7 separate regions of the Mus musculus genome follow, and regions 1, 3, 4, 5, 6 and 7 are each linked to region 2. The links are chromatin loops, found by intact Hi-C in ENCODE. Cell type or tissue: left cerebral cortex. All regions are shown on one strand.

Region 1 (4,000 bases), 160 kb before region 2:
ATAACCATGGGGTGGACTCAGAAGGAAACATCTGAACCCATGACCTTTGGGCTCCCGCTCTCTTGAAGCCTCCAGAGTCCCCTCCACCTTTGGCAGACAGGTGGGGTACATACCACAATCTCTTTTCTCTCTTGCAGGGTGGGGTGGGGTGGGGTGAGGGTGGGGGTTGCTTTTTATTTTAACATGATCAGTGTGGTTCAACTTCTTGGGCCTATGGACTTTCTTCTTTGCTGTTCCGTTCTGGGTCTGCCACGGCTGCCTTAGAGGGCCTTTGGTGGTATGCTCTGTCTACCTGACCGGTCTTGGCTGACTGAGGTGAAGCCAAGGCTGCCCCCCATCTCCAGAAAGGAGCAAGCCAAGAGTCAGTAGATTAAAAAAGAACGATTCCAGCATCTCAGGTCTTTAAAGAGCATTTGGACATTTCCTCCTGGACGCCGTTCCCATCACTCCCTCCTGAGGAGAAGCCGGCTCTCCTCTACGCACCAGTCTCAAAAACAAGCAGACTTTCCTAGCCACACACCATGTTTCCAGTCCTAACACCACCCCTGCAGTGGATTCGTGGTCTCTTTTCTTAAGTAGATGTCCAGTGTGGCGATGGCTCAGACAGACATTTAGGGCCAACCTGATCATACACTGAGTCTTTTCTTTGCAAGTGCTCATGTGTGTGTGTGTATGCTTAAATTTCTTCAACAGGGCATCCAGACTGGCCTAGAACTCACTGTATTACCTTGAATTTCTGATCCTGCTGCCTTCACTTCCTGAATGCCAGAGTCACAGGTATGCACCACTAACCATATTCAGTCTCATGCAGAGCTGATAATCTAACCCATGCGCATGCGCATACTGGACAAGCGCTCTACCGACTGAGTCCTTGCTCCTAAGGCTAAGGAATCAAAAGCACAGCCCACCTGTGGTTTGGGCCAGCGGGATTACAAACGTTCAAAGAAAAGCTAATGACACGGGATGACAAGGTGATGGATGCCCTTGGGTACACAGAGCAAGGAGAAGAGACATGAGGGGACTGAGAAGAACAGAGGATTAGCGAGACAGGTCGGCTCACAGCCATGACCACCCGCTACCTGGGAGCAGGGGCCCATGGAAACACTGCCGTATGGCACAGAATCAGGTGGTCGATAACACCGCATCCCACCAAACCAATATTTGCTTACTGTCGGTTCCAATTCTAACTGTAAGGAAATGATTTCTGCCTGCGGAAACGAGGGCGTAGACAGAGAGGAGGGCGCCTGCTGACACCACTTCATCTCCTCTGTGAAGTTCAGCGGCTCCCCCAGCCACACAAACAAAACCTCCTTAGACCCCGCTGAAGCCCCTTGGAGATCACTGTTACAGTACTAACCGCTCCTTTCTGGAAGTGAGTTTATCTGGCCCTCCACGGAGTTCCTGGCCAGATTCTCTTCGTCATCTTACATGGCCAGTGGTCCACAATGCCTGACACTGACCACTGAGGATTCTGTCTCATTTAATCACCCTGTCCCCAAAAGTCAAGATCTCCAATCCCCCTGAAGAAACGGAGGCTGGGGACAGTAACTGCCCCCACTGAGCCACCATCAGAATTTAATTTCATCCATTTTGTTCCAAGTCTCCGAGTTTCACTCCCCTTGAACATCCATGAGGAGACGGGAAGACCATAGCGCAGGAAGTGGAACCTGCATGTGTGACATGAGGTCGCAAACCAAGTCAGAGACCCAGTGGCAGCAAGGAGAGAGGCTGGGTCCCTCCTCCTTACTAGAAAGCGGCGCAAGGGGGAAGACGGGAAGAGGAGACACTGGCGTGGGTTCCCCCGTAAGCGAAGCCTTGTCATAGACTGAGAGAAGTGTGGATGCAGCCAGGCCGGGGTGGGGGGGGCTTCTCTATGTAATAGACTACACATTAGGAGAGGCCACTGCTAGGGCAGGGTGAGCCTAAGTCTGGAAGAAGCCTGGAGACTTCTGCGTGTGGAATCTCTGCTTCTGCACTGGAGTGGAAGCTGCAGAAGATCACGTGGGCCCGGTGAAAGCAGCAACGTGGAGCCCGGGAGCTAACCCCGGTGGCCCCTCTCTTCCTCCCTCCACCATCCAGCTCTGCGCTGTTCAGTGTCACATACTCCGGGAGCTGTTCCAGACTCCACCAGCAGAGGTCTCCAGAGCAGAGGGCTAGAGGGCTTGGGGGTGGGGCGGGGCAGGCTGCACGTAGCTCTCCGCCCCTGTTCACAGGTGTCCACACGCATGGGTGGTCTTTACTCATGCACAGGTGTGTCTGTGCTTGTGCGTATCCTGGTGGGTGGGTATAAAATGAATGTATCTGTGTTTGTGGGCGGGAAGCTACAAACAAGTCCGTGATTGCTGGTCTGCGTTGAGGCATCCTCTTTGCACATGTGGACGCTGTTTGCAGCCCCGGAAAGTATGTGCGTGCAGAGTGTCGGTGTAACTTGCACGTGGGCCTGCATGCTTGAGCTTGTAAGCGGGGGGTGAGGGGGGGGGATAAGTAACATGATTAGGTGTGTTGTGCACACCTGTAATCATAGTACTCCAGAGGAAGTAACTCATGGTTTCAAGCCTGCCTGGGCTAGACCCTTCCTGAAATCGGAAAGAGAAGTGGGGCGGGGTGGGGTGGTGCATACTATTAACCCCAGCACTTGGGAGGCAGAGACAGGCAGATCTCTGAGTTTGAGGCCAAGGTTATATTGTGAGACTCCCTTACCAAAAAAAAGGGGGGGGGGCGATAATGGAAAGTGACAGGACACAGGACAAAGGATTCTGACATCTCAACTCAGCCGGAGTTTCTGTTAAAACCCCCATTCTGATCCCATTGGCAATCTGTGGGCCTTGTTCTCTGGGAGAGAAGGGCAAGCAAGAAGGTAGATGGCTACCCCACAGGTGGATGGCTTGCCCAGAGAGGACAGAGGGGTCCATCTGTCAGGCAAATCCAGGGCCAGGACACAGCTCTGCACCCACTACTGGAAGCCCAAGCTATGGGTAGCCACATCTCTGGCCTGTGTCAGGGTTTCACCGGGGCTGTTGAGACAGATCAGACTGGCGACTCTCAGTCTGTGGGTCTCAAGCGTGCCTGGCCCAAAAGAGTGAGGGGGACTCTGGGCCCCACAGCAGGAAGCTGTGTGAGTGTCCAGGGCTTCTATAACAAATTCCACACAGAGAGGCTTATAACATGACAAATGTCTCATCACAGCCCTGAGGCCAGCTCCCAAGAGCAGCATCCTTGGACACCACTGAAGAATCTGCAGGGCTGGGCATACTGAAGCAGCTCTGGGCATACTGAAGCAGCTCCCGTGGCTTCTCCAGGTCCTAGGGCAGCAGCCATGCTGTGTGTGTGCTTCTTTCTCCTGTCTTCAAGTCAGCCACCAGCAGCACCTTCAGACACTCCCCACTGCTCCCAAGAGCCCTCCCTGCAGCCTTCGCTTGCTGACCTCTCCTGAGAACCTTTGTGACAGCAGGGGGACCCCCCCCCCCACACGACATACACATACACACACATAATCTTGACAATATTCCTACTTCAGAGCCTTAATGTAATTACACCTGCAAAGCCCATTTTGCCTGTGAGGTGATGTGTGCGCAGGTTCTGGGGACTGGGATAGGGACATCTTTCAGGTGGAGTATATTATTCTGAGTATCTGAGTATCAAAGAGAATGGCTGACAGAGGGAACGACACCTTCTTCTTCTTCTTCTTCTTCTTCTTCTTCTTCTTCTTCTTCTTCTTCTTCTTCTTCCTCCTCCTCCTCCTCCTCCTCCTCCTCTTCCTCTTCTTCTTCCTCCTCCTCCTCCTCTTCTTCTTCCTCCTCCTCCTCCTCTTCTTCTTCCTCCTCCTCCTCCTCTTCCTCCTTTCTCCTTTTCTTCCTCCTCTTCCTCTTCTCCCTCCCCTTCCTCCTCTTCTTCCTCTTTCTCCTTCTTGGAGTTAATAGGCATGGAACCCAAGACCTGATACATGCCAGACAAGGGTTCAAACACCTAGTCTGTATTTTAAGATGGTCTCACTAAGTTG
Region 2 (4,000 bases):
TGAGAGTGAGACCATACCCCTATAAAGGAACAAAGCCCTCACCATCTTATATATTAAAGCAAACTGGCTTTTGGCTGTGGTCTGAGCAAGGGGCCACCCAGATCTTAGGACCCTCAAGTGTAGTGACTTAGGGAAGATGGCTGCTTCACTCTTCCCACCCACGTTGCTCTTGCCCCTATTACTGCTGGGTTCTGTGGCTGAAAGGACCCCAAATGTAAGCATGAGGCTGTGACTAAGGTTTTCCTGGTTTCTCTCAGGAAAGCATGCAGCAGTCGTTCCCCTAGCTACTGCTAGCAGGATTGCAGATACAAGCCCACCTGTGGAGCCATCCATCCCTCCTGTCCTCCCAGATTGGCCACAGCCAGCCAAGATCCAAGTCTGGGGTAAGTCCCAGCTAATGGCAGACTTGGTAGGATGGACTTGGAGATAACATAAGCCTGCTCTGAAACATGCTTTGGGACAGCATGCCTGCCAATGTGAGATGGTTTTATTGTCATGTAACTGCTTTTATTTCATTTTAGATGGAAGGGGAGAGGGAAGGTTGGGTCCTGTTCAGAATTAATCTCCCAAGGTTGTCACCACCAGCCCCTCTCACCAACTAGATCTTAAAGTAGTGTAATGCTGGGTATAGTGGTGTATGCCTGGAATCCTGGCACTCAGGAGGCAAAGGCAGGAGGATTAACACAAGTTTGAGGCCAGCCTAGTGTAAATAGCAAGCCTGACTCAGAAAACTAAAAGCAAAGCCCAAAACAAACTAAACAATGTTAGGTTTTCAATTTTTCATCAGCAGTGGGTTGCACTGCCTAACTAGGTAATTACTACAGGGCCACACAGACCCCAGGGTGCTGAGTGTTTCTAAGACCACCCAGGGGATTTCTGTTCCTCTTCATGGCCAGGAAGGACACAGCTCCTGACTTCCCTCTCCCTGCGTACAGGTCTCTACTCCAGCACAGCCGTGTTTCTGTGGTGCAGGATGGTTTTCTTCTGAGACCAATTACATGTGAAATGTCAGCGTCTCTGCAGGAGGAGCTAGCATATAGAATGCCTCTCTCCCTTTTCCTCATGATTCTAAGTGACTACTCACTGAGAAGTATCTGAACATAGCTATAGGCCCTACAAGTTCCTTCTATGGCTGGCATGGTCTTTGTGGATAACTGGGAATGTGGATCACACTACAGCAACACATCCACGCCGTGAATTGAAGGCAAGCGTCTGCGGGTGTCACGTACTCTGGAAGCACACGTAGCATGGTAAGCTGGGCCACATGATGCGGCTCAGTGGATAAACGTGCGTGCTCTGCAAGCCTGAGCCTGAGTCGATCTCTGAAGCCCATGCAGAGGCGGGAGGAGAGAGCTGGCTCTATAAAGTTGTCCCTCAACTTCCTCAGACATCCATGCTGGGGCATGGGTGCCCTCCTATCATGTACAGGTGCTGATAATAGTTTTAAAAAGTTTTAAAAGAGTAGGCTAAAAGCGCTAGACCAGCAGCATAATGTGTGCAAGAGCGCCACCTGCTGGTGTTCGAGGATGCCAGCTGGGCTGGGCCTGAAGTGACAAACCCTTCCGGTTTCTATATGGAATCACCTAAAGTGGGTAAATGTGTTTCTTGGCACTCTGCTGTCTCCACCAATCACAGGACGGTGTACAGTGGTGGCACCGAATGAATTAAGCATTTGCTCAGGCTTCCCTTTCCCCAGGCTCTGTCCAATAGCTGAGGCCAGTGATGGGTGACAAGGGTTCCTAGCCTTCGCAGGCATTTCTGGGTAAGACAGTGGGGACTCTTAATATGGACCACTGAAGGACTTGGGCAGGTAGATAGTAAAATGCAAGTATTTGCATGTTGTAGGTTCTTAATATTCCCAGAATCAAACATACCCTTTACTAAAATGGAATAAAAGTTTATAAATATGACCAAATAGGTATTTGCTAAACAAAACCAAACAAAAGAGCACTGTGTGTGTGTGTGTGTGTGAGAGAGAGAGAAAGAGCACTGTGTGTGTGTGTGTGTGTGAGAGAGAGAGAGAGAGAGAGAGAGGGAGAGAGAGAGAGACATGTAAGCTAAGACTGAATTCAATGCAGTCAGTGTATGGGGAAATGGGCGCTGGCTTTGGGATAGAACTGACTAGTTCAGGCCTGCAGGTGGCTTGCACCTGGAGACAGTAAACCTGCAGACAGCAGCTTCACTTCCTAGGTAGCTGCAACTAATTGGGTTGCCTTGAATGAGTGTGCTGCAGACAAGGTCCTCAGTAGGAAGGGACAGAAGCCTAGACTCCCAGAAGTGGGGAGGCACCTGAGGAAAAGAGTTTCAATTGGTGTCCACCATGTATGTGTCTTGCAGACCTGAGCTGAGGCCCAGCCACCTTTCTTCAGCATGCTGCTTCTGTTCTTGGGGCCATTACTTGTCTCCATTCCCTAGGGCAGTCTTCGGCTCTGAGACCCTCCTTTCCTTCCAGGCAGGCCAACAGCCTCAGGACAGCCAAAGTCCTTTCCTCCTGAATGCGCAGCCTCGTGTATTCCACTGTCTTCAAAAACTCAGCTGAGAGTGGAAGTTCTCTGAAGAGCTGAGAGATGAGGTGACTCTGCTCTGATGCTATCCTTTGCAAGTGACAGAGCTTCTGGGAGTGAGGGGACTGCCAGCCAGATTGACAGAGGAGATGGAAGAGTTGCCTACACAGGGATTTCACGAAGGTCAGAGTCTCAGCCCAGAAGTTGACTTCTGATTTTTCAAAGATATGCTCTTCTTCCCCCTACATCAAGTGACAAACAGCCAGAGTAAGTCTCCGAGGAGTCCTGTGGAGCCAGGCACAGCACTAGATGTGGGAGCTGTGTCTATTCCTGACAGGGCCCACTGGGGCTGTCAGCGCCCGTGCCACAGCACTTGCCGCTCTGAAGGTCACCTTCTACTTTCACTCAATACCTCTCTCCCAGCCGGACCACGACCTTTGATAAAGATGTGAATTAGCTCCAAGCCAAGATACTTGGGGAACTGGTGGTGCGGAAGTGGGTCTTAGGTTTTAAGGTGTACTGAGAAAAATCTTAGGTTTTAAGGTGTGCCGAGAAAATTCAGAGGAGGCACAAAGGAAGTCTGGACAGCAGAGCAGAGAGTTACTGGGACATGTGTGATAGCAGCACAAAAGAGACAAAATTTCTAGAATGCTATGGGGGTTTAGGGTCATTTCATCTAAAACACTTTGTTATATCATCTTCCTGTTTCTTATACAGACTGGGTTTTGAAGGGTTGGTATACACTGACTCTTGGTCTGCTCAGGATATGGAGCTAGCTAGTGGTCATATGTGGGGACAGACTGCTGGTTTCCCAGTGGAAAACACAGGTTGCCTATGCTGGTCTTCAGTTTTCAGGAAGAGGCAGGAAGCCGGCACACACACACACTCCCTGCCACATTTTCTAGAAGGACCCTAATCCTTGGGAAATGCTAAGATCAACTGATAAGCATTTTTTCATGATTTTATTCTCAATATTCAAGGTGCATTTTTCAAAGTGCCCTTCCTAACTTGTCTGAACCTTCCTAACTGGTCTGGACCTCCACAGTCCTGTGAGCCTCACCTGGGAGGTTTCTCCTCGTCAGTCTCTCCTCTGCATGGGAGCAGCTAGAGACACACTTTTTACTATCTAGAAACTTCCTAGGCCCTCAGGGCTCCACCTCAGGGCTAGGACACTCTGTCTGCCCCCAGCTCCCTAAGTAACTGGGATTACCTGATGTGGGCTCTGCACGTGGCCCTCGAGGTCATCACCCTCTTCCAGTAGCCATCCCAGTAGAATAGGCAGTCCTGGCTCCAGCTGGTCCCACTGCTGGAGCAAGTCACACAGAACAGCTAAGGCCAGGGTCAGAGCAATGGAGGCATCCACCTGGCAGAAGGCAAATTCTGTAGAGACAGGAGGGAGACAGTCACTGAATGTAGCTCAGGGCCAGCCCTAAGAAGTGTAGAGGAATCTGAGAACATGAAGGGTCTTGGCTAAAAGCCCTGTCACCATCCCAGGG
Region 3 (4,000 bases), 200 kb after region 2:
TTTTATGTGGGGTACGTTAAAGACACAAATGCCATAGAAGCCACAAAATAAAGTCATTATCAATTAGAAGCCAACAAAGGAGAGAAAATGGAACCATAAAGGAATAAAATGTATTCTGATCCAAAATCATCCCCTGAGAAAGTTACAAGCTTATAAAAACCTACTATTCAAAAGCATAATGAACTCAGTGGGGATACATGGCAAGAACACTCACTGCCCAGACAGGGGATGTAAAGCCCAGAATTGCAGCCTTAGCTCCACCAGCAACATAGGGGATAATGTTTTCTCCCAGACGGGTGTCTCTGAACAAGGCTCGGAGAATGTTTAAAGCATGAACCTAGAATGAAAAGTTCAAATATTAGTGGTGGATTTAAAACTACGGTAATTCTAAATATGTACACAAATTACCAGAAATGTAGAGTTCTCAAATAAAAGTGTACATTTAGGAGAATACACCTAAGAACTGAACATCTACGTAAGCAGTTTACAAAATGAACAATGCAACCAAAAGGCTTCATCCACTGAACACATGCACAATTCTGTACCTAAAACATAAGAATAGCAGGTTCTCTCCAAAGACACATGGAACATTTAATCTTAAAAAATGATCATAAACCCATTCACAAACAGAATCTCAATAAATATCAACTATTCCTATCTTGTAGATTATGCCCTGATAACAGAGCAATTGGGTAGAAATACTGTTTTAATACTTTAACAAAAATGCATTTTATTTTGCTTTTTATTTTTTTTTCCCTCCAAGACAGGGTTTTGCTACATAGCCCTGGCTGTTCTAGAACTTGGTCTATAGACCAGGCTAGCCTAAAACTCACACATATCTGCCTGCCTCCCTAGTGTGAGTCTTGAAAGGGTACATCATCACTGCCTGGCTGAAATAAATACATTTTAAAACGCTAGTCAGAGTGTTAGAGAGATGGCCCACAGCACTGGCGGTTCTTGCAGAAGACCCAGGTTCAGTACTCACAAGGGGACTTACAACTCCAGTAACAACTTGTCTAATTCTAGCTCCATGGGATTTGACAGCCTGTTCTGACTTCCATAAGAACCAGGCACATACACGGTACATATACATGTAGGAAGTCAAAGCATACATACACATAAAATAAATAATTATTAGAAATATTAAGCAATATTCAAAAATTTTAATATTTATAGTTGAATACTACAAAATCTTTTTGTTCTATTTCCCAAAGAATTATGTTACAGTAATTGGCCCCTATGCACACTTTAATCAGCACCAGACTTTGCCACAGTCAGCCCACATGATGGCCCATGGTACCTGACACCACCTAAGACTTAAAATCCTATCAAGTTCCTTCTCTTTTCCCTCACCGAGCACAGGCCTCCCACAGTGCAGCAGGAGCATCCTACTGAAAGGTGCTTACCAGGGATGGAAAGGGGCACAGGTTATTTTCTATCTAGTGCTGGAGGATGGTTGTGAGGGGTGTTTGAACCCAATCGCATAAAGGAATTAAAGTATTACTTAAAATTAAAATATAAAATACTAACATTCCTACATTACACTGTAAAGAAAGATTCAATTGTTCAGCTACAAAATGTACATTAACTCAACAAAGCCCACACACAATTCAAGTGTGACTCCATTTTCACTTTCAGGTCTTTAGGTATGATAGTGACACTGTGAAATATCTTGTCAAATGAATGTTTTCAACAATTTTAAAGTTGTCCACTTTGATCACTACATATCAACCACGGCAAGTTTATTTTATAGATAGGAAAGACTAAAAAAGGGAGAAAACAAAAAAGCAAAAATAAGCCAAATCTCTAAACACGTCACAGTAACCTGTCTTCAGGAGTTCTGTATCTTCAGCAGATACTTAAAAGAAATAAAGGTAGAGGAGAGACTTAATGGAGACTTTAGTCCTCCATTCTTACCTGAGGGACTCTGCCCTTTGAGTCATCTGCAGACAAAGCCAAGGAGATCAGCTCCCTCATTGTTATTTTCAGCAAGTCCATTCTACTCTTCTTTGGTTCAGATGCCAACAATGCCTATGGGGGAAAAAAATCCCCAAATCAAGGGGCTTTTATTTTGCACACACCTATTTGCTGGCTTTGGAATCAATCCCCAAATTTAAAATACCCTCTATTAAAAATAAGACTATTGAATTTAATTAAGCCAGGCTACTTTAACCAGGTAGCTTAACTTTTCTAGCCTGTTCATGTATAAAATTAGGTTACATGTCAACTCCACAGCCCCTTCTGTCTGTTGGTCAATTATGTAATAATAAGCAGCTGGTGAATAAATGGTTCTGATTGGCCACTTTGTAAGGACCAAAATTAGGTAAAACATCAGATACAATAAGCAAGGCATTCAAATAAGAAAATTTTCTCTATTTACACAATGACAAAAATATACTGGATTAGATTTCATCTAAAGGTTTATAGGCCCTCTCGAGACTAATTAACAATTTAATTATTCACAGAAGAGTCTACTGAAAGTCTAATCACACCACAGCATTTGAAACTACACAGGACAAAAAGAAACATTACAAACTCCAAGGGATCATGCATTTGGATTTCAAAGGAGTGTATTGTTTACTGTGTGACTAGCATCCCATAACATACCCATAACATAATAATGGGCTATCAGCACTTGAGGCAATGTAATAAAAATGAACGAAGTATAGACATATGTGACAACATGAAGGAACTCGGAAAATACACTGCTAAGTGAAAGAAGCCAGACACAAAAGACTGAGTACTGTAAGATTCCATTTACGTGAGATGTCCACAACAGACAACTCTACAGACAGAAAGATTAGCTGGTTGCCTAGGGCTGGGGACAGCAGAGGGAAGTACGGTGACATTGGAAGTTACTGCTAATGGGTAGGAGTCAGGAGATATTCCAAAATTAGATTGTGCTAATGGTTCTCGAGCTGGGAGGATATACTGAAAATCACTGTGTTGCATGCATTAAATGCATAAACTGTCCACAGGTGAATTATATCTCAATAAAGCTGTCAAAGGAAATCCACTTCAGTCACATTCTTGGACTTTCTTCCTTCACCTGTATGTCTTGTAAAATGTTGCTTCTGGCTTCTAGAGCCAAAGTTTGCAACTACTTTGGGTCTTCAAAAATCAATGACAAGCTATGCAATAAGACAAATACAAGACAACCATGTAAAAGACTTAAATTCATGACAATAAACTTATGCTCAGAAAATATGCTCTATGAATGTTAAAAATCCTTTTGTCTGTTTACACAAAGGGGAAACTCATACACTGAAATGGTAGGGTTTTTTGCCATATCTAACTTTAAACTGAAGTTGTCAGCAGAACAAAAGCTATTACTTTATTTGTAAGTCAGGTTAAGAAAAGTAGGATCCTTTTGAACAGATTTTTCTAACAATTAAAACTTCATTCCACTAAGATAAAAACAGAAAGCTACACTCAATGGCTGAGAGGTTTTGTTCCTGGAAACATGGCTTGACTCACCTTTACCCAAAGAACTGGGCAAGCGGTATGGCAATGCTACCTGCTGGGCTTGGGAAATGGACTTGCTCATCACTCCGTAACTATGGGCAGCACAAGATTACTATCAGCAGGAATAAGCACATAGCACAAATACTGGACAGGACATTCAGTTGCCTGACATCTGTCCTCAACAAAGAAGGCCACATGAACACAGCAGGTCTGCAGGAATTGCAGATAGGAAACTAAACCACACTCAACCAAAGTAGCTCGGCTCATCTCTCAGGTCTATCTAGTAATCTCAGTCGATCACTTCTGCAACTGGGCATCAAAAAGTCATGAAGATATTGGGAGTACAAGAAAGAAAACAGAGAAAGAAAAAACCACAGGGGGACTAAAAGACTCGTTTTGTGGATTTTTGTCTTACTATTAACAAGAATGGCATCTGATTTAGTACTGTGAGTGTACTGGGGTTTATTCTTCAGGATAATGAAAGCAACAGTCTCTAACTCTCTATCCTGTGAGGTATAATTACTTTAAAAAGCAA
Region 4 (4,000 bases), 320 kb before region 2:
CTGGTAGGCAGATCTCTGAGTTCATTTAGAGACCAGCCTGGTTTAGAGAGCTAGTCCCGGTTCAGCCAGGGACATAGAGAAACCCTGCCTCAAACCAAATCCCCTCCCCTAACCAAAAAATTAAATTAAATTAAAATTCAACATCTTTCTTGGCAAATTCAAGGCCAGCCTGAGTTCCATGCGATCTGTCTTTAAAAGATAAAAATTTTTAAAAACCCAAATAACAATAAATATGACTTTTTCTTAGCAGACCACTGTTCTGAGCTCGGAGCTCTTGGCTAGCCCTTGAGACATCACTAGTCATGGGAGTCATGGGACATCAGATTGAGTGCTGTTCTTTCTTGGGTATCAATTTTTCACCTGTTGTCTTAGTTTGGGTTCCATTGCTGTAAAGAGACACCATGACCAAGGCGAATCTTTTTTCTTTTTTTTTTAAACTTTATTTATTTAATGTATGTGTGCTCTGCTGCATATACATCCCCCTGCATGAAGAGGGCGTCAGATCCCATTACAGATGGTTGTGAGTCACCATGTGGTTGCTGGGAATTGAACTCAGGACCTCTGGAAGAGCAGCCTATGCTCTTAACCGCTGAGCCACCTCACCAGCCCCAAGGCAACTCTTAAAATAAAAGTAGTTAATTGGGGCTGGCTTGCAGTTTTAGAGGTTCAGTTCAGTATCATCACTGTGGGATGCATGGCAGTGTTCAGGCAGACATGGAGCTGGAGGAGCCGAGAGTTCTACATCTTGATCCACGGGCAGCAGAAGGAGATTGTATCACACTGAGCATGATTTGAGCATATATGGCCTCAAAGCCCACTTCCTCCAACAAGGCCACACCTACTCCAGCAAGGCCACACCTACTCCAACAAGACACACCTACTCCAACAAGGCCACACCTACTCCAACAAGGCCACACCTTCTCATAGGGCCAGTCCCTATGGGCCAAACATACAAGCACATGACTCTATTGGGCCATGACTATTCAAACCATCACACCTGTATAATGCAGCCAAATGCGACAAAGAGGATGTCCAGGGCCGGTGGGAGCCTCCACACTTAACAACTCTCGACGAGCCGGGTTTGATCCCTGAAAGACTCAGTGGAAGGGGAGACTTCCCCTGAAGGTTCTAATCTGATATTGTCGTCGTTAGCTCGGCTTCCTACGGCTGGCATAAAATGCCAAGACCAAAGGCACCTTGGAGAAGAAAGGGCTTGTTTGGCTCCCACTTCTAGGTCACAATCTGTCACTGAGGGAAGTCAGGGACACTCAAGGGAGTAGCAGTGATGGAGGAATGTTTTTTGCTGGCTCACTCATAGGCTCATGCTTAATACATTTCTTATCCAGTCCAGGACCACTTGCCCAGGAAATGGTGCCAGTCACAGCAGTTAGGCCCTAGCACATCAATGAAGACAGACAATACAATCCCCCCCAGATGTGTTCACAGACCAGCGGGATAAAGACAATCCCTCAATTAATCACTTTCAGGTGATTCTAGTCTGTGCTGACAGTTACTGATCACTAGAACAGACATCTACACACTCACCCCCTTTTGCCTCATTATACACCTCCCCTCTCCTTCCCTTTCTCTTTCTCTCTCTCTCCCCCTTCCTCCCTTCTGACAGTGAGTGGGCTTGCAAAGAGTTTGGGGATTTCCTCTGAAGGAGACCCCAGTGTGATCATAGAAACCAGAATTACCAAAAGTATCCAGACCATTAGGAATAAAGAACATTCCGCGCAATGAAAATTAAAAGTCACAGCCGGGCGTGGTGGCGCACGCCTTTGATCCCAGCACTCGGGAGGCAGAGGCAGGCGGATTTCTGAGTTCGAGGCCAGCCTGGTCTACAAAGTGACAAAGTGAGTGCCAGGACAGCCAAGGCTACACAGAGAAACCCTGTCTTGAAAAAAACCAAAAAAAACAAAAACAAAACAAAAAAAACAAAAAACAAAAAACCAAAAAACAACAAAAAAAAGAAAATTAAAAGTCACCAGGTGAACTCTTCTTTTAGGGGCCAATGTCCCCAATCTCACCTGCACAGACTCTGTAGTCATGCGGATGAAAACAACATTGAAGGTCAAATAAAGTTCCCAACGGTTGGGAAAAGGGATGACGATTCTCCAGCCTTCTATCCAGATAACCAAGTCCAGACAGGCCAGAAGCTGTTTTGGAAAAGGGAACAAGGCTCGTTCAGATCCTACCTACAGGGAAACAGACGGAACCTGGTTGCCCCTGAGGGCTGTTTCTCATCCTGGAGCCAGCAGGGGGCAGCATTGCCCTCCTCACAAGACGCAATGGCTAGGGCTTGAGAAGAGAGAGCTCTGCTCAGTTGCTCAGGCAGGAAGGGGCCAGAAGAAGGAGGGATGCTACGCGTCCAGGAAGAAAGGGGTCTTGGAAGGAGAATGAAATCCCCGTCCCGCGTTTCAAAAACAAAACAACGAAATCTGCACAGATCACCTTAGGGGGATGGACTCTGGTGTGTGAGTTTTCAGGGTGAAGGGTGACCATGTCCTTTCCTGCTGCCGTCCGCGTTCCTCCCTCAGGGAGGAGGTAGTCTGGCGTCCAGAAGGCCAGGACTTACCCTCTATTGAGGTCATTGTTTTCACTTGGACAGACCAGCGGGAGATCCTTCATTTCATTCAGTGGGGAGGATGCAACAGGGCTGGAAAATTTAATTCACACTTCATCTATGCAGAGAAAGAAAAAAAAAAGAAAAGAAATTTCCTTATTTATTAGTTTGTAACCAAACTGGCCTTTCTTCCAACTCCTATAATGATCAGTGAGAAAAACCATTAAGTGGTCAATGTGATTTAGACGTCATGGGACCTGACAACTTAGCCTGTCCCACGAAGCGATCTTAACTCTCTTACTCCGCAGCTTTTCTCACTGAGATGGCGTTAGGATGTGTGGACAGACAGGAACAGCTGAGTGACCGCTGGCGAGAAGAAAGAGCTGGGACTTCGGGGTATGGTGACTGCTGGTTTCCAGAACTGTTCTCACCCCTGACCACAGATATACTGGAGCTGAGTTTACATAACCCATGGTCCAGTCCCTCCTGGGATGGTTGAAACCCCACTGAACCCAGATCCTTTGTTGCCTGTGGAGTTCCTTTGATGGACTGCTGTGTCCACAGCTCGGCAGTCGGGCCTCGTGGGAGTCGAAGCTCGCTTGTGAAAGCCGTTTCCGAGGCTCCCCTGCCCTGCTCTGGAGCGCCGTGGTCACAGGCAGAGGCCAGGGTGGCTTGGAGCAGCTGGGAATCTACTGCTTTCTTTTCACAGTTCCAAGGGAGGTCAGGAACGTGGACCTTCTCCAGGGAGGGCCCAGCAGGCCAGATGTGCTTGTCTGGCTCCCCTCCCTCCTAGTTCCCTTCCCACCAACCGCCATCCCCATGGATAGGAGTGAACCAAGTGCTTCCTTTTCTGGCCTGGGTATCTATTACATAAAACTTCACAGTCACACCCAGGGAGTCAGATGCAGGAATCTAGAAAATATGCTCTCAAGAGAACAGACTATTATAACAGACTTTTTAAAAAACTCAGTGCCAAGCATTGCAATCTCTCTCTCTCTCTCTCTCTCTCTCTCTCTCTCTCTCTTCCTTCCTTCCTTCCTTCCTCCCTCCCCTTCCTTCCTTCCTTCCTCCCTCCCTCCCTCCCTCCCTCCCTTCTTTCTTTCTTTTTTCTTTTTTCTTTTTCTTTTTTTCCTGTATAACGAATCCCATTTCTGTGCAGGGATGGATGTCTCAGGCCATTGACAGTGATGGTCAAGGGGTCCTCATCAAGACAAAAGAGAGAAACACACTCATAAAACTCTCAGGCTTCATTATGCACGGTGTTACCACTCTGGGTAACAGAACCCACAGAAACAATAGGTACACTTATGGTTTCATCCGCAAGGGGAACCCACTCCTTTGCTGATTTAGGATCTGCCCTTACCTGGGAGGGGACAGTCAGTGTGAGTCAGAGGCCACTCAGATGGGAGAGAGTTGTGGAGACATCCACTGTGA
Region 5 (4,000 bases), 220 kb before region 2:
ATTACAGGTATGAATGAGGCACTGTGCACAGCTCACAAACACACTTTTTTTTTTTTTTTTTTGAGACATGGTCTCACTGTATAGACCAACCTGGCTTTGAACTCACAGAGATCTGCCTGCCTCTGATGCATGCGTGCTACCATACCTGGTCCCAGCTCTTTAAAGTAGTTCTACCCAGAGGAAGTTTAAAGTGAAACATGTATTTAAGGTAGAATTTTCCATTAGTCACGTTTTAAAAGTACAAATAAACCCAAGAAAACTTAATTTTAGCAGTATGCTTTTATTGAACTCAATATATAAAAATGTAACTTTAATATAGAATCATTATAAAAATTATTTTGCTTTTTGGCCAATCTTTTGATATCCTTTAAAAAAAATTCTTACCAGCAATGTAAATTTGACTGCTAAAATTTCACAGCAACCTCATCTGTGTTAGGCTTAATGACTTCTGTCACTTCCATGGGACCTTCCCTTTCACAGGCTCCTAAATGGAGCCGGACAAGCCAGGGCATTCTGGGAGTTAAGCAGCTCCCATGGCAGTGAGCTCACAGAGTCCTTGGTGAGGAGTTGACAAAGGACACTCAGTCCATTGTTTCCCTAGAGGCGCGCTCCCGGAACAGCAGCTGGGCTGGAAGAGCAGCAGTGCTCAAAGGGAGGGAGGCTGAGAAGCAGAGCAGGGAGAGCCCCCTCTTTCTGTAGAGTAGAAGTGGGCAGGGCACAGAAAGGGGAGACAGGTGGGTTTCTATGGGCTCCTTAAAGCGTTCAAGCAGACAGTTCTCCAGTGTCACAAGGTGGCCTGGCTTGCTTCTCAACGGCATTCCTCCTGAGCTGGAACAAGGTAATTGTTCCCAATACCAGATCTTCTGACCACCCAGCATAGGTGGATTCAGAGGCCCCAGGAATTCCTCCAGGAAGCCTACCCTTAACATGTCTTCTAAATCACATGCGGTCTAGGATCAATGGACACAAATCTGGGCTGAGCAGAGCTTGGGCAGAGGCCAGAAGGAGAGGGTACCCAACCTGAACAGAGGGGCGGGACAGTCGTTCCTTGCTGGCATAGACAGACTACAGAGACCCAAAGAAAGTCAGAGGTCAGCTTAGATCAACCCTTAGGTAGTTAAAAGAAGCAGACCAAACACAAAGTGTGTGTACGTGTATGTGTGTGTAGGATGGGGAGGATCCTGGTTGTCATGGTACTGGGGCCCCTGAGCCAGGCCATGAAGGCTGAGCTCAAGCAGGGGTAAGGCTTTGAGAGGAAACTGCAATTAAAAGACCAGCTGTCAAGAGGTCCCCACAACCAACAGTGAAGAGACCCTCAACTAGGACACGGGCACCCAAGCAACTTGACTGCAGAACCTGAAGATGCCATGGACTTCCTGTCCTTTCTGTTAGGGAAGTCAGGGCTGAAGCCCATGTAGCCCAAGGCCATCTTCTTATAGAGGAGAGACCAAAGCAGACTCAAAGTCGAGCTGGAACTAGGCTAGTCCCTCAGGCTTTCTCATTGGTTTTCCATCCCACGTGGTCCCCCATCCCACACATGGCCCCCCATCCCACGTGGTCTCCTTTCCTACGTGACCCCACATCCCATGTGGTCCTACATCTCACATGGTCCCCCATCCCACATGGCCCCACATCCCATGTGGTCCTACAGCTCATGTTCTCTCTTTCATCCTTTCTCAGGATTGAGCTCTTTTTTATGATTCCCTTTTCTGGTTAGGAAATATTTCCTGTGCATGGTTGATGTTAGACACATCAGAGCAAACTCCTAGAATGGTTGGCCAGGTGTCACCAGGTGTTGGCAGACTAGGGGCATAAAACAGGCAAAAGTCACAGGCTATAGGTCTTTGAGATGGCTACAGTCGGGTGGTGGCATTTGGAACATGGAATAGGATTCAAGTGACAGGGCTGACCCCCTGAGGGTGAGCCTCTTCCTGCTCACCCTGAGTTTGTATTCACAATACAAAACTCTGGCAACAGGTGGCAGTGCTACTCCGTCCTGAATCCAAGATGGCTTGCCAGGAGATGTTCTGAAATGCATTCATTCGTTCATTCGTCCCACGAGTATTTATTGAGTGTTTACAATGTGCTGGAGACATTTCTAGATCCTTGGGATACAATATTCAATGCAGGAAAGAACTGCCCTCTGGGAGCTTCCTCCTCAAGCAGGAAGACAGCGAGTAAAAGAGAAACACATCTGGTGTGTGGTGTGGTGAAAGAGAGAACAGAGCCTAGGGGAGAAAGCTGAGAGTGTGGAGTTAAATCCGAAGGCAGAGATGAGACGAGCGGCATTGAAGGAGGGGTGGGGCTGCTGCAGAGGCTGGAGAGGAAGGGACGGGTCGTCTGCAGGGATGGGGCTTACTGGAGTGTGGGTTTGTTACTCTATTCTGTACTTGTCTTGCTGCTGTGATAAAATGCCTCAGAAAAGGAACTTAAGGAAAAGGGGTCTACTCTGGTTCGTACGTAGCCTGAGGGTACCGTCAGAGTGTGTCAGGGAAGCCTGGCGGCAGGAGTCTGAGGTGGCTGATCTCACCGCATCCACAGTCAGGAAGCAAAGAGACAGCAGATGCTGCTGCAGCTCACCTTGCAGGCTCCTTTCCGTTCAATGTTTGACCTCAGTCCATGACATGGTACCACCCACTCTAGGGTGGACCTTCCCACCTAGTCAGCCTAATCTAGATAAACCCTCACAGGCAAGCGGAGGTTTGTTTTCCTTGGTGAATCCCAAACCAAGGAGTTACAGTCGAAGAACCGTCACAATTACACGTGTCGGATGAGGAAGACTCACAGTCAGAGAGGAACAGACACTGTCCAAAACGAGAAATCGAAATTTGGAGGGCGCTTTGTCTCACCTGTCCTGTCCTGATGTCCCATTCGGTCCTGGGACTACGTCCCCTCAATGCGGCAGATCCACAGGCTCAAATCCTGCCTGCTTTCCTTTCTAGGCACGTTTTGTGACCAACCTTTAGTTATTGTGTGTAGTTATTGAGGTCCTGAGAGTAAAATATTGTTCAGGATGTATATCAACCCCACCTCCACCCTGCCCATTATCTATGAAACTTGAGAAGGTATGGATCTCAGGAGTTCTAGCAAACAAGGAAGTCCCAAAACAGAGGGTAGCTGGTGCCCGACGATAACCTTAGAGGAGAATGAGTGACTGTCTTAGTCTGTAACAGAATGCCGCAGGCGGGTGGTTTATCATGAAAGGAGAGTTACTTCTCACAATTCAGGAGACTGACACTGAGGTATCCAAGAGACCTTCTTGCTACATCATAGCATTGTTGGGATATATATATATATATATATGAATGAATGAATATGGCAGAGACAGAGGGAGAGAGACAGAACAAACTTTTATTTTATAACAAATCCATTTCAGAGGGAACTAGTCTATCTACTCTCTCAACAATGGCATTAATCCACTCATAACAATAGGGATCTTGACCTGTTCACATCTTAAAGGTCCTGCTTCCTGTCCCTTCCCAGCAGTAGCTACATTTCAGTAAATGTCACATCGGGGAGAGAACATTGAAACACTGGCAGATGGAGCACTGTGAGGATGGAAGCAGTGTGTGTGTGTGTGTGTGTGTAGCCACTTTCCCTGCCCAGAGCGCTTGTTATTAGAGACCTTCTCTTTTGTGAAGCTATTTGCTTGGCTTTTGAGACAAGTGCCCACTATGTAGCCCTCACTGGCTTTGACCTTGCAGCCCTGCTTTGAGCTTTCCTGTTCAGGTAGCCTGAGAACATGTTCCCTTTACCCGCAGATTGGTTCTGAGACAAAGATACATTACAGGTAAAGTCATGCTTATGACTCAACCTGCAGGTGCCAAAGAATCTCTTTCTCCAAGGCTCAGGGCAAAAAAGTCTAAAAGACCAGGGCAGCACAGAGGTTCTGGAACCAATGCCCAAAGCCCAAGAAGGAGATGCTGGCAAGATGATGCTAACTTGTAGGGGAAAAAGACCAAACAAGCAAAGAAAATCACACTCTCCTGCATCATTCAGA
Region 6 (4,000 bases), 190 kb after region 2:
TCCAGTTGGGAGAAAGCAGAAGCCTGTGTAAGGGTGGCCCTGACAAATCTTCAGATGACAAACACAAGGGCTCTGACCAAAAGCGACCATCACACTGAATAAAGAATCCATTTCCTCCTTTTCCTCACTTCCCTTCCACTGCACTAGAACCATTCTGAACTACGCTGCTTCTTTCTCTCCAGGAAAGTTCTCATTTCCTACCCTTTCCAACTCAAAGAGAATCATGTACAGAAGGGATCTCCATCAGTGTAACGTTGGTAAAACCATGTTTATGACTGCCATATTCTTCCCCCCTTTCAACCTAAATTAAACATCTCATCATTTTCTCTAGTACTTCTCATAGTAAAATCTGTATGCACTTCACAACTATAAGAAGAAACCAATTATATTTGCTTTTCCAAGACAAAGTTCCGAGTAGCACAGGCTGGCCTCAAACTAGCTATGTAGCCCAGGCTGACTTTCAGCTCCAGATGCTCCTGCACCTGCATCCTGAGGACTGAGGCTATAGGGTTGTCTCCTCAGGCTTGGTTTGTATCACCAGTAATCACGGTTTTATAAGCAGATTGAACCTTAGCACACTGCAGAATTATGACCCAGGTGCACAGACCTAAAGAGAAGCAGCACTAGTCATTTTAAACTACTCAATGGACAAACTACTTTAAGAAAAACAAAAATTATCATCATCCTTCCAAACAAGCAATGTTTTGCTTTTGAACTACAATTTGGATTTCAGAACAGACTAAGAACTAGAGAAATGCCTCAGCCATTAAAAACAGTTGCAGCTCAATTGTGAGAATCTGGGTTCAGATGCCAGCACTCACATCAGGTGGTTCACAGACCTGATGCCCTCTTCTGGTCTCTGTGGGTACTGCATACATGTGTACATATGCTCACATAGATACACAGAAAAATAATAATGATTAAAAAATAGTCTAGTATTTTCATCAAATTCTTAGGTGATTCATAATTATATCTAGTTACCTCCCTTTTATATATATGGTGAGTTTTACAGAGTGGTAAATAGATTTTCAAATTACAATTCAGAGTGACACGAAGTTTCACTGACAGCATATATCTCATAACTTTTTTTTTCTGGGAGACATGGTTTCAGTCTGTCGTCAAGGCTAGCCTCAGATGCACAATCCTCCTATCTCAGCCACTCTAGCACTGGTGTTACAGTGGTGTGCCTCAGTGTCACAGTGTCTAGCATACTTTTTAATTCCTAAGACTTAGTTCTATCACAAGAAAATATATTCTGGCTGGAGAGATGGCTCAGCAGTTAAGAGCACTGACTGCTCTTCCAGAGGTCCTGAGGTCAATTCCCAGCAACCACATGGTGGCTCACAATCATCTGTAATGGGCATTCAATGCCCTCTTCTAGTGTGTCTGAAGACAGCTACAGTGTACTCACATACATGAAATAAGTAAATAAATCTATAAAAAAAAAAAAAACAACAACAACAAGAAGCAGCAGCAGCAGAGAAACACTGTGGGTGCTGGAGGCGCAGGTCATCTTAGGAGTGGTGTGCAAAGCATCCAAATGGTGTGCTGAGAGCTGGGCAATAATGGAGCACGCCTTTAATCCCAGCACTCAGGAAGCAGAGGCAGGTGTGTCTTTATGAACTCAAGGTGGGCCTGGTCTACAGAGAGAAGTCTAGAACAGGCAAGGCTACACAGAGAGACCCTGTCTAGAAAACAAAAACCAAAAAGAAAAAAAAATTCACTCTTTAAGTAATCAGCCTAAAACTTAAATTTGGAGCATGGCAACCTTTTTAGGTGAGAGGGAAAACTAAAGACCACTTAGCCAACCAAACTGGATCCTAAGTAATGGTAAGGGAGCAACTGAACACAAAACAACAGTGACACCTAGTGTTAGACAAGCATCAACTCCTCTGCAGTGGAAACAATTCCCTAGTTAATTGCTTCTCTTCTTTAGAAACGCATACAACTTCACCGTGCATTTAAATTGTCTATAATCAAAATGTGTGCACAGGTTCACTAAAGATATCACGTCGAGAAAAGTATCTGAGAGCATAAACTCCAAAAAGCCAGACGTAGTGATTCTTCCACGTGTCCACATACAACGTACAAGGAAAAAGGAGTCAGGGACATACACTGAACACAGACAGAGATGGCTACGTCTCTACCTGGACATGACAGGATGACCTGCTGAAGAGTTTTTTAAGTGCAACTAGAAAGAGTAATTGGGGGCATTTCATCAATACTTGAAGAAGATAACAAGTACAGACAGAAGCCTTGCTTATGTACCCAGAGGTAGTCAAACTGCACTCCTGCCCTGCAGCCCTGCCCTGCAGCCCTGCTCCTGCTGCCTCCCAAGACCTGCTTATTACACAGCTGATCCGCCCAAGGACGCAGACTTGGGTATGGCTGAGCCCACTGGAGCACCTGCACAGTCTTGGCTCACTGAGGACTCTGAATCAGCAGCTACATTAGCCCGAGCTTCTGTGTGAAGGTGAGGTTGCACTGGGCTTACCTATTTGTTTTGGAAACTTCATCCTTTCCTCTCTTAACGCCAAAAACTCTTGTGATCAAGGAACTAAAGAGAAGTGTGGATGAATTTCTCACCTAATGTAAAATAAACAGAAAGTGAGAGTTAGAAAGTAGTTACGGCACGAAACCCATTTATAATGTTTAAACTAGATATTCAAAATCATTAACTAATTAGGTGGGGCTAAAGAAAATAAGGATTGTGTTCATAAAAAAGGCAACTGAGAAAAAAAATTCTGATAATTCATTCAATGGCTTCCTTTTCAGCTGTACCAGCTGTGCAAGTCCAACCACTGCACACAGCAGAGTCTTTCTAATACCATACTTCTAAAACCAAAGCGGACTTTAGTTTCCCACGTCACCTGACAATGAGCACACCAGGGAGACCCGAGCTCCTCCTTTCATCTGTGAAGGACACTCGTGAGGTTTAACTTGATAGAATCCATGAATTAAAGCAGCCAAGGCGGTTAGTATTCAGGATGGTATTATTAATCTTACAATGCCAATAGCCCCCTCAAGTTATTTAACTCAGAAGATTTCTTTTCTTTCTTTGTTTTTAATTTATTATTATTTTTCCCACCCAAGATAGGGTTTCTCTGCATACATAGTCCTCCTGTCTGTCATGGAACTCCCTCTGAAGACCAGGCTGGCCTTGAACTCACAAGAGTTCAAGAGTTCACCTTCCTCTGCTGGGATTAAGGGTGTGCAGTAACACCACACAGCCTCTGAAATTATTTTATGATAATTGATTAATAAAAAGTAAAACAACCAGTCACAGTAGCACAAGGCTGTAAGACCAGGATTTGGGAGGTCGGAGCAGGAGAATCGTGAGCTACAGGCAGGCCTGCTTGGGTAATATCATGAGGGCATATAATGTCTTGGGTAATATCATGAGGGTATATAATGTCTTGGGTAATATCATGAGGGTGTATAATGTCTTGGGTAATATCATGAGGGTATATAATGTCTTGGGTAATATCATGAGGGTATATAATGTCTTGGGTAATATCATGAGGGTATATGATGTCTTGGGTAATATCATGAGGGTATATAACGTCTTGGGTAATATCATGAGGGTATATAATGTCTTGGGTAATATCATGAGGGTATATAATGTCTTGGGTAATATCATGAGGGCATATAATGTCTTGGGTAATATCATGAGGGTATATAATGTCTTGGGTAATATCATGAGGGTATATAATGTCTTGGGTAATATCATGAGGGTATATAATGTCTTGGGTAATATCATGAGGGTGTATAATGTCTTGGGTAATATCATGAGGGTGTATAATGTCTTGGGTAATATCATGAGGGTGTATAATGTCTTGGGTAATATCATGAGGGTATATAATGTCTTGGGTAATATCATGAGGGTGTATAATGTCTTGGGTAATATCATGAGGGTGTATAATGTCTTGGGTAATATCATGAGGGTGTATAATGTCTTGGGTAATATCATGAGGGTATATAATGTCTTGGGTAATATCAT
Region 7 (4,000 bases), 77 kb before region 2:
GTGCCCCTGCTCTCCATGGCTTGAAAAGGAAAGAGAGTCCCTCCCTGCCCCTCCTTAGGAGCACCGCCCTCAGGAGGGAGCCAGGCCCCTACAGAGTTCTCCACAGGCGACAGGGGGTCACCAAGAACCCCGGACAGCCCAAGCCCACCTAGAATTATGCAGAGGAGAGCTGTGTCACGATGACTAGCCTCTGGGACATTCCTAACCCCCAGCTAACGGGGATGCCTTCCTTGGCCTCCAGCGCTGCACTGGGGCCTGGCCAACAGCTGTTCCTGGCTGAAGGCTCTGCTCTGTCCCACCCACCCAGTCAGTTCCTAGGAGATGTGCAAGCAGCTTTGATGTGCTCGTCAAAGCGGTCCTGTTCTGACAGCTGTTTCCCAGGAGGGCAGTTATTGCCACAACCACCTCCCACATCTGGCTATGGGAAGAGTGCCCCACCCATCAGCAGACAGAAATGCTGAGCACACAGGAACAGCTGAGGACCTCAGTCCATTGGGACTGAAAGGGGTCACTCCATCCCCATTTATAGGCACTCTCTGCTCCCAAGGGCTGGCCACACTACCCTAAGGACTCTAATTCAGGTCTGGACCCTCCTCCTTGGCTCAGGCCCACCTCCACTTGCACAAGCCACATTCAGACCAGAAAAGTGTTTCAGGGCACCCAAAACTATGGAGGACAGAGAAGGAACAGTTACAGTTGATTCAAACCTTGCTCTGTCAATCCTCCCAGGGAGTGCTGATGTCTCCGGTGGGACCCACTGACCCTGGTCACTATAATAAAAATACCAGATCTGAATTTATTTCAATCAGTGTTCATAACCTGGGCACTATTCTTTGTGCCTTGTAGGACAATGACTGTATCTCTGACACTTATTCTAAGATACCATTAGCATCCAGGCCCCACCCACACACCCAGACATTATCAATGGACATTGCCAATGTGCCCCAGGGGCAAGACCACACCCACATGGTTACAGCTGATCTTAAAATCACTTTAGTTGCAGCACTTGTGAGGCTGAGACTAGAGACCAGTAAGTTCAAGACTAGCCTGGGCTACATAGTGAATGTGAGGCCAGCCTGGGCTATGTGAGACCCTGTCTAAAACAAAGTTAACAGGCATGTTCTGTCCCCCTAGACCTTCCCAGAGCTCCAGGAAAAGAGGCAGCACAAAGTCTTCCACCTAGTGGTCCGAGCTTCTAAAGATGGGATCAAATAACACTTGCACAAGACAATGAAATATATGTGAGAAGTCCTGCAAAAAGCTTGGAGCCAGAGAAAATCCCTGAAGCCTGGGGCCATCTAGGAAGGCTTCCTGGAGGAGGGGGAATTTTGTGTTTGGCTAGATACAAGCAGCTTGGGAAGACCACAGTGTAGGGAAGTCTCACCAGCAGTAAAAGAGCTCAAGGTGGGGCTGAGGCTGAGTTTGCTGACTTTCCCAGTGGGTAAAGCCACCAATGTGGAGCAAGGGTCTGACAGAGATATGCAGGCAGGGCTGAAGACCGCCCTACCTTCTTCTGCTTCTGCCTTCTGCAGATCTGATGAGGGTCAGGCTCAGGGTACATAGGTAGGGCTCCTCATTCCTCAAACCTGCCCTTATGTGATATCCCCCACCAGTCCATGTGGGCTTGGACTGGCAGACTTCAAAGACTCAGGAGCCTACTAAACTTTATCCTGGGAATCCCGGCTGGCTCCCCAACTCCACCCCCAGCCTGGACTTCATGCTGCCTAGACTTTCTGGGGGGCACTTTTGATTTAAAATGGGTGTACAGAGGGCAAGACCCCATCTGTGAAGGAATGTGGGGTTCGGGCTGCCCACAGGGAGCTTCTGAGAGAGCCTGCCAGCAGGGGGCGCTGTGAACTCAGTCACACGGCCCAGGCTTGGGGAGGGAGGAGGCCGCCACATGGTGAGGCCTACAGACTCTGAGCCTAGTTCCACCCCAGGGAGCTTGCCTGCCCGCGCTCAGCAGGGTGTGCACCTTCCCAGGCTCACCCACCCACCCTTCCCCCTCCTCTGAGGAAGGAGAAGGGACTATGCTGACCACTTGGCAGACGATGAGACCAAGGTCAGAGAATGCAAAAGAACTACCGGGGACTCAACAGCCTGCAGCAGACGCAGGTTGACTTTCATGCCAGTGTGTCAGCCCCATGTGGTTGGGGCAACCTTTGGGCCTTGTTGGCAAGTCTACCCTGTCCCCAGGCTGACACTGCATGGTGCAGAGGCTAGCGTGGTCAACCCCACGTTCATGAGAGGAAGGGCTGGCCAGGGGAAAGAGGTACATGTTCAGACTTAAGTGCCATTTCCACTGGCACCCGGCTTGCTGGTGCCCATCAGTACCCAGGTCCGACTGGAGAGGAAGGCAGGAGCTGCCAGGAAAACAGGGCACCACACACCTGAGGAAGGGACACCAGAACTGTGGGTTCCACCGGCAGCTCTCAGGAAAAACTGGAAACACGCACCAGTTTTTCTTTATAAGTTTTTCTTTATTCAAGAGGCTAAGGCAGGGGAAATTCTGAGCTCCAGGAGTGCTTGGGCAATTTAGTGAGAAGTCTTCCCAAGATAACAGTAGAATAAAATGCATTTTTAAGAGGTACTAGGCATGGTATTATACACCTATAGTCCTGTAAAATAAAATTAATGTTTGGTTTTTTTGTTTCTTAAGAGAGGGGAAAGAATTCAAAAGACAGGCAGCCCCAGGGTGTGCTCTTACCAACAAAGACAATCAGGGTTGAGTAGGATTAGAACCAGGTCTGCAGCCAAGGAAGGGGCACAGGAGAGCTGGCTAGGCTATGTTCTAGAACTTGGAGGTCTTAGGCAGACCACAGGCGGGAGTTTAGTAGTGGTGACCAAGTCTGAAGAGGTGAGGTGTGCCTCTTGGTTGACGAGAATTCAGCTCAGGGCAGAAGGGTACTTAAGAGCTTGGGGGCCTAGTCAGCTGGCCCTAACCCAACTAAGGAGTAGTCTCCTCTCTGAAACTCTCCTACTGACCTCTTCCCATGCCTTCTCAACCTCTCTATTATCACCACAATGCTTGCCTAGCACTGGCTGTGTGTGACAACAGAGCACTGAAGTCAGGGATGCTGCAGGAGAGACAGGAGGCAGAGGCGGACTGCGTGCTGGGCAGAGCTGCTGGCTCCTAGGGCCGGCTCCAGTGCACCCGGCGGCTCTGGGGCTCTGCTCTTCAGCTGATGGTGAAGACGATATGACCTTAGTGGTGGGCTCTCTTGCTTTTGTGGTTTCCTTTTCCACCTAAGGAACAATTTCTTTTGTTCCGGATAACTGAAGGGAAAGTGGATGCTGTTTAAAAGTCTAAACTTGAGGTGCTGTCTCATGGGGTCCCCTCGGTGGGCAGACATTTCTCCCTGCCCCTCCACTCACATTCCCCCTGACTCCTTGACCTGCCAAGCTCAGGTAGCCTCCTGGCACGAGGTGGAGATGGGGGGGGGGGGGGTGTGCCTCATATGATGCTCTCTCAGCCATCTCTTGCTATCCAGCTCCACTGGATAGAGAAGACGGGTGGGGACCCGCCCGGGGACCACCCTTCCATCCTGCCTCTGCTATGAAGTCCTGTGTGTGCATGGTCACTGCTCTGCTCATCCTCTGGTCCTTATATGGCAACATCCACAGGTTACCTTTGAGAACAAGGACAAGAAGGCAACAGATACAGGGTTGACCCTCAGCCCCCAAGAAGCTGCCATGCCACAGTCTGAGCCTAGGTGAGCTAAGAGACCCAACGACCCCATCCCAGAAGCTCTAGGGACACCAGGCCAACAACAGGCAGAAGTTGGGGAACCCAGGCCCAGGCCACAATGTGTGGGATTCAGGGCTTCCATCCAAGAATGCAATTTGGCATCCTTCCTAGGAGATATTCGGCTGAGAAAGGAGAGGGGGTAACTATGGCACATGGTAGAAAAGAGCCTTCTATGTTTAATCCCTATTGGTAGGCAGGGACCTGCACAGCAAAACCAGGGCTGGGCTGAGCCTCCACGAGGACCTCTTAGGG

The links. Hi-C counts contacts between places; a loop is a spot of excess contacts. Peaks named below come from ENCODE experiments on the same cell type or tissue, not always from the same donor. Only the 100,000 strongest peaks of a DNase experiment are listed, where the experiment ranks them.
Region 1: a loop joins it to region 2, with 10 times the contacts of the local background. A loop is called at or near these places in 32 of 42 quality-filtered maps.
Region 3: a loop joins it to region 2, with 2.3 times the contacts of the local background. A loop is called at or near these places in 20 of 42 quality-filtered maps.
Region 4: a loop joins it to region 2, with 7 times the contacts of the local background. A loop is called at or near these places in 12 of 42 quality-filtered maps.
Region 5: it touches region 2 in a loop (5-fold over the local background); 18 of 42 quality-filtered maps call a loop at or near these places.
Region 6: a loop joins it to region 2, with 7 times the contacts of the local background. A loop is called at or near these places in 21 of 42 quality-filtered maps.
Region 7: a loop joins it to region 2, with 7 times the contacts of the local background. A loop is called at or near these places in 27 of 42 quality-filtered maps.

Annotation. Positions count from the first base shown.
Region 1 is chr17:84,026,610-84,030,609 of GRCm38, forward strand. All of the region lies in intron 4 of Gm35551 (a long non-coding RNA gene), which reads right to left. Among named protein-coding and RNA genes, the nearest start is that of 8430430B14Rik, 30 kb to the left of the region's middle. In left cerebral cortex, a CTCF peak has its summit at 2,133 (motif pointing right); a DNase peak (open chromatin) is centred at 2,146.
Region 2 is chr17:84,189,586-84,193,585 of GRCm38, forward strand. It overlaps Thada (thyroid adenoma associated), which reads right to left. Exons shown (of 38, transcript NM_183021.3): 37 at 3,715-3,884; 38 at 471-2,746. The coding sequence ends at 2,366. Gm36279 (a long non-coding RNA gene) reads left to right here and starts at 2,603. Exons shown (of 4, transcript XR_385852.4): 1 at 2,603-2,687. In left cerebral cortex, CTCF peaks have their summits at 305 and 1,519 (motif pointing left); a DNase peak (open chromatin) is centred at 1,522.
Region 3 is chr17:84,393,146-84,397,145 of GRCm38, forward strand. Thada (thyroid adenoma associated) reads right to left here. Exons shown (of 38, transcript NM_183021.3): 24 at 1,918-2,031; 25 at 215-337. Among named protein-coding and RNA genes, the nearest start is that of Gm24722, 3.7 kb to the left of the region's middle. In left cerebral cortex, no CTCF peak of the experiment used is centred here; no DNase peak of the experiment used is centred here.
Region 4 is chr17:83,870,684-83,874,683 of GRCm38, forward strand. Gm35125 (a long non-coding RNA gene) reads right to left here. Exons shown (of 3, transcript XR_877036.3): 1 at 3,930-4,000; 2 at 2,579-2,684. Among named protein-coding and RNA genes, the nearest start is that of Gm35125, 2.0 kb to the right of the region's middle. In left cerebral cortex, a CTCF peak has its summit at 2,257 (motif pointing right); DNase peaks (open chromatin) are centred at 2,267 and 3,224; H3K27ac peaks cover 427 bases.
Region 5 is chr17:83,971,615-83,975,614 of GRCm38, forward strand. No RefSeq gene overlaps it. Among named protein-coding and RNA genes, the nearest start is that of Gm35457, 9.6 kb to the left of the region's middle. In left cerebral cortex, CTCF peaks have their summits at 628 and 1,980; DNase peaks (open chromatin) are centred at 590 and 2,051; H3K27ac peaks cover 893 bases.
Region 6 is chr17:84,384,017-84,388,016 of GRCm38, forward strand. Thada (thyroid adenoma associated) reads right to left here. Exons shown (of 38, transcript NM_183021.3): 26 at 2,495-2,586. Among named protein-coding and RNA genes, the nearest start is that of Gm24722, 5.4 kb to the right of the region's middle. In left cerebral cortex, CTCF peaks have their summits at 850 (motif pointing left) and 1,872 (motif pointing left); a DNase peak (open chromatin) is centred at 1,867.
Region 7 is chr17:84,112,262-84,116,261 of GRCm38, forward strand. No RefSeq gene overlaps it. Among named protein-coding and RNA genes, the nearest start is that of Gm35551, 31 kb to the left of the region's middle. In left cerebral cortex, a CTCF peak has its summit at 1,835 (motif pointing right); DNase peaks (open chromatin) are centred at 316, 1,864 and 3,891.